Linked DNA regions of Homo sapiens: region 1 is linked to region 2. The links are chromatin contacts, found by Hi-C or POLR2A ChIA-PET in ENCODE. All regions are on one chromosome and are shown on one strand. Each heading gives the region's core, a stretch centred on a gene start or an enhancer-like site at or near the end of the contact. The rest is flanking DNA. Distances are from core to core; before and after follow the strand shown. Region 1 overlaps MFSD6 (major facilitator superfamily domain containing 6). Region 2 holds the start of ANKAR (ankyrin and armadillo repeat containing).

What was found. A loop is a pair of places that touch in the nucleus more often than their neighbours do. ChIA-PET counts read pairs that join two places held with the same protein, here RNA polymerase II (POLR2A). Pooled maps may share reads with other maps.
Region 1: a pooled map shows a loop between it and region 2 (1.9-fold over the local background). The contact joins the enhancer-like site here to the promoter of ANKAR in region 2. A Hi-C loop is called at or near these places in 1 of 50 pooled maps. POLR2A ChIA-PET finds 5 or more read pairs at or near these places in 2 of 52 experiments (MCF 10A and activated T-cell).

Annotation. Positions count from the first base shown.
Region 1 is chr2:190,431,306-190,434,005 of GRCh38, reverse strand. The region is part of intron 2 of MFSD6 (major facilitator superfamily domain containing 6); the gene reads right to left. It also overlaps a transcript of NEMP2 not described here. Among named protein-coding and RNA genes, the nearest start is that of MFSD6, 24 kb to the right of the region's middle. Within about 2 kb of position 1,344, at least 2 of the 41 ENCODE cell types and tissues checked have a DNase peak (open chromatin) inside an H3K27ac peak, as active enhancers do.
Region 2 is chr2:189,673,393-189,676,092 of GRCh38, reverse strand. ANKAR (ankyrin and armadillo repeat containing) reads right to left here and starts at 1,423. Exons shown (of 23, transcript NM_001378068.1): 1 at 1,263-1,423. LOC105373793 (a long non-coding RNA gene) reads left to right here and starts at 1,808. Exons shown (of 2, transcript XR_923692.3): 1 at 1,808-2,262; 2 at 2,700. RefSeq lists an enhancer at 1,038-1,297 and a silencer at 1,348-1,767.

The DNA.
Region 1 (2,700 bases), core at 95-2,594, 760 kb before region 2:
TTGCCCAGGCCGTTCTCCAACTCCTGGGCTCAAGTGATCCTCTTGCCTCAGCCTCCCAAAGTGCTGGGATTACAGGCGTGAACCACTGCACCCTGCCTCCTTTCACTTTCTTTACTAGAGAAAAATATCAGTTTCACTTGCTACCCCTTGGAATAGATCTTGCTCTTTGTTTTCCCAAAATGAATAACATTCTGAAAAACCTTCTAAAATTATACTTGTAAGCATTTTTTAATCTCTACAAAGCTCCTAGGTAGACAATGGAACACAACTTAAGGAGACCTGTGTAAGGAGTCAATTTATCTGTTATCCCCAAAAGCCAGATGTCAATGTAGCTGTAAGCTTTGAAAATGTTCATGTCGGTTTTTTAGGTTAAAAAAAATTTAACTGAAGTGAAATTCACATAACACAAAATTAACCATTTTGAAAGTGAACAATTCAGCGGTAATTTACTATATTCACAATGTATATGGCCACCACCTCTATTTAGTTTCCAAATCAGGTTTTTCTTAATAGTGAAAGAAAAACATTTTTTTCCTCCTAGAAAATGTGAAGGTTAAGCAAAATCCAATCTTTTGCTGCTTAGCTATACATGACTTTCTTTAATGTTCTATACCTATTTTTCCTTCATCATTAGTGCCTTCACCTATCCAGCTCAGCGGCTCCAATTCCATTTCATCATCTGAAAAGAAAAAATAATTTGCCCTCAAATCTATTTTCTAAATTAATTTAATTCCTGAGCTCAAAATTCAAAGAAACATTTCTTGTGTTTCAAATGTATAAAATTATGTGATACTTCTGGGTAAAGAGAGCAGATTAAACACATGTAGTTTGAATCCTTCCCTGAACCCACTAAAATGACAATAAACACACACACACCCAAACATACACACACACTGTAAAAGTCATAATTCAAGCTAGAAAGATTAAAGGGCACATAATAGCAATAAAATAAAATTACGGAAAGCAGAAAGTAAACAATTGGTAAAAGACTTGGTAGATCTGAGAAAACTAAAACCTTGGTTGATTATAGGGAAAGCCAAGAACTAATAAAATTTACTACTCGGAATCCCTGAAAGGCTCATGAGTTAGCTATATTAGATTTATATGCAAGTAAGAGAAAGAGTGTATGTGTGAGTAAGTGAGTGAAAGAGAGAGAGAGAGAGAGTGTGTGTGTGTTGGGGGGCGGGGGTGGCAGGGGTTGGGGAGGTGCTCAAATAGAGCTGACTGAAAGTCTAAACCCCAAACAAATGCAGGTTATTTTCCTCTGGAAAGTAAAACACAGAGATTTTGGCCAGGTGCGGTGGCTCACGCCTGTAATTCAAGCACTTTAGGAGGTTGAGGTGGGTGGATCATTTGAGGTCAGGAGTTCAAGAGCAGCCTGGCCAACTTGGCAAAACCCTGTCTCTACTAAAAATACAAAAATTAGCCAGGCATGGTGGCAGGTGCCTGTAATCTCAGCTACTTTAGAGGCTGAGGCAAGAGAATCACTTGAACCCAGGAGCCGGAGGTTGCAGAGAGCCGAGATCACGCCACTGCATTCTCCAGCCTGGGTGACGGAGCAAGACTCTGTCTCAAAAAACAAAAACAAACAAGAAACACAGAGGTTTTCTGGCCATAGAGCACCAAGCAGAGTTGTAAACGGTGCCATGCTGAAAGCAGGGCATCAAGTGAACATACACATCCTGGATTCTGAGCCTTGGCCCCTTTCCCCATCCCACTTTCTTCAGGAGGTTCCCAGAGGCTGGCAAGACTTCCATCCTCTAGGCAGGAAAGTTAAAGCCTCTTCTCTAGAAAATCTGGTTAGCCTAAGAGGAATGACTTCTAGATGCTTATATTGAAACCTCTCCAACTAAACAACACAACCCAATGACCCTACACAGGAACTCAGAGTTATCAAGACCTTCCACTAAATATGAGTAATTACCAAGGATTATAAGACATTTGAGGAAAGTCTGTTACATGAAAAACAGAACCAAAACAGGAAACACTATCAGTCCAGAGAAATCAGAAGCCAAGTAAAAAGGAAAATACTTTTGAATATATGATTATCTTCAGAAATAAGAGAAGATTATGCAACTATGAAACAATACCAGAATAATGTATATTTTTAAAGAAAAAGGATGGACAGATAAAAGGAATACTTGAATAAAAAGCTCTGGAATTTATAAGTATTATAGCATAAATGAAAAATTGAGATGATATGAAAGAAAAATTTAAGGCAATTTCTTAGGAAAATAAAGAACAAGATGCTCATGCTCCCTCTCCCTCTCCCTCTCCCTCCCTCTCCCCACAGTCTCCCTCTCCCTCTCTTTCCACGGTCTCCCTGATGCTGAGCCGAAGCTGGACTGTACTGCTGCCATCTCGGCTCACTGCAACCTCCCTGCCTGATTCCCCTGCCTCAGCCTGCCAAGTGCCTGCGATTGCAGGCGCGCGCCGCCACACCTGACTGGTTTTCGTATTTTTTTGGTGGAGACGGGGTTTCGCTGTGTTGGCCGGGCTAGTCTCCAGCTCCTAATCGCGAGTGATCCGCCAGCCTCGGCCTCCAGAGGTGCCGGGATTGCAGACGGAGTCTCGTTCACTCAGTGATCAATGGTGCCCAGGCTGGAGTGCAGTGGGGTGATCTCGGCTCGCTACAACCTCCACCTCCCAGCTGCCTGCCTTGGCCTCCCAAAGTGCCGAGATTGCAGCCTCTGCCCGGCC
Region 2 (2,700 bases), core at 174-2,673:
AAAGGAATACCTGAGACTGCATAATTTATAAAGAAAAGAGGTTTATTTGGCTCACAATTCTGCAGGCTGTACAAGCATGGCACCAGCATCTGCTCAGCTTCTTGTGAGACCAAGCTTACAATCATGGCGGAAGGGGAAGGGGAGCCAGTGTGTCACATGGTAAGAGACGGAACAATAGAGAGAAAGGGGAGGTGTCTACTCTTAAACAACCAGATCTTTCATGAGCTCAGAGGTAGAGTTCACTCTGCCAGGAAAGCACCAAGCCATTCATGAGGGATCCACCCCCATAATCCAAACACCTCGCACCAAGCCCTACCTCCAACATTGGGGAATCTATTTTAACATGAGATTTGGAGGGGATAAATATCCAAATCATATGGATATTTATTTTGTTTTCAGTTTTTTAAAGCAAGACTATACTGACCTGCATGAAAGAAAAGAAAAGGGTGGGGCGCAGTGGCTCATGCGTGTAATCCCAGCACTTTGGGAGGCCAAGTCGGGCAGATCAACTGATGTCAGGAGTTCGAGAACAGCCTGACAAACATGGAGAAACTCCGTCTCTACTAAAAATACAAAATTAGCCAAACGTGGTCGTACATGCCTGTAATCTCAGCTACTCGCGGGGCTTGAGACAGGAGGCTGAACCCAGGAGGCGGAGGTTGCGGTGGCCTGGGCAACAAGTGTGAAAAACACTGTTTCAAAAAAAGAAAAAAAAAAGAAAAAGAAAAGGAAAGAAGCATTTGCTTAACCTTCAATTTCTGTGCCAATGAATGCCTGTCTATTCCTGAAATAATAATAACCACAACTACTATTTATTGAGCCAGGTTCTTTACTATATAATGGTTTGATTTATTTCATCTGATTGGTCTCTATTATATAGTGGTTCTCAAAATTTAGCTTGTATCAAAATCACCTGGGGCTTGTTCAAATACAAATCGCTGAATCCCACCACTGAGTTTCTGATTCAATGAGCTGTAGTGGGGCCAGAAAATATGCGTTTTAGTAAAGTTACAGGAAATGCTGATAGTGCTGGTTTGGGCGCCACACCTGAGACCCCAGGTCAGTGAGTCAGACCTTGTTATGCCCACTTTATAGAGGCAAAAACGGAGACCAGGAGGTTGCAGGACAAGTCTGAGGTTTTACGCCTTTCAGAAACAGAACCCACGTCTGTCCAGTCAAGCCCGGGACCCACGTCCAAAAGCAGCTCGCGTCAGCCATGGGCACGGGAAAGGGGAAAAAACAAGGAAAGGGGAGGAACCTACTCTAGAATGGCTGTTTTCTTGTCCGGGAGAGGGACGCTGCGTCCGCGGCGTTCCCGTGGGGCTGAGAACAGTCGTCGCCGCCTCAGATGGCTTCTCGCGGGGCCTTGAATCCGCCCTCAGGGCCTCCGCAAGGGCGAGCGGGAGGCGCACCGGAAGGAACTGAGAGGAACTTTCAGGGCTTTTCGCCCCACCGTGGCGGCCCGGCCCTCCTCGCCTCGCCGGCCAACACTGCCGCCGCCCGGGCGCGGGTCGAAGCGGTTGGTCCTCCGGGCCCTGGGGTGGCTGGGCTGCTCCTCGGGCGGAGCCTGCGGGCGACTAGGCCTGGTGCGTCCCGCAGCAGCCGCAGCGCCCCCAGGCGGCGCCCGGCCCCTTGGCTGGCTCAGACCCCCCGCGTGCGCATCATCCCAAGCCCGCTTAGCGCTTAGTCCAGCGGCATGCCGTGGGCACTGTGCCGCCCTCACTATCTGCCTCTGCTAAAACACCGAAACAGAGTAGCAGAGGAGACAGCGCCGGGCGTTGAGGCAGTCCCGAGTTGGAATACCACCTCCATCATCATTCTTTCATTCAACAAGCATTTATGGAACACCTATTATGAGTCAGGCACCCAGCTACAAGCTGGAAACCCTAGAAAACAGGGCAGACACGAAACCCCAAGGAGCTTACAGTTGAACAGATCATCTCACAGCTATATTTAACAGTGTGCCAATATTAGATGGAATGACAGCACTCGAATGAAAGCTAACCTAGCCCAGGGCTAGGAAAGGCTGCCTAAGGAAGTGCCCTTTTCCCCTCCGAGCCTAGAAGATGGAAAAGAGCTACCCAAGCAAAGGACTGGACAAGTAGCTTTTCAGGAACAGGGAACAGCAGGAGAGAAAGAATTGAAGTGAGAACAAAGTTGAAATGGTTGAGAAACCGCAAAACCCTGCTTAGAGAACAAGAGAGATGTGGGCACAAACCGAGCTGCTGAGGTGCGCGATGGACAGATCATGCAGGCTGCTGAGTAATGATTTTGAATTTCATCCCAAAGGATTAGCCTACAGTAGTGGCAGTGGAGGTGGGGCTCAGGGACTGTGGACAGATTTGAAAAATAATGAGGTTGCCTGTTGGTGACAGATTGGGGATATGTTGAAAAAGAAGGTTGTGTCCAAGTCAGAACCACATTTCTGTCAGGAGCAACAGGATATCAGGGCAAGATTAAGAGTTCAGTTATGTACTAATTGACCTTGAAGTACCTGTGAGAGAAATTGAGATGTGAGATATGCTTTAGATAAACAGTTCTGGGCTAAGAATGGCAGTAGGGGTTAGATGTATAAATTTTGGCAGATTTATAGTAATTGAAGCCAGGAGTGGGGTTGAAATCACCAAGGGAGAGCGTGCAGAATGAGGAGTTGAGAACCAAGGATTAGAGACCTGAGAAATTTAACATTTAAACGTCAGG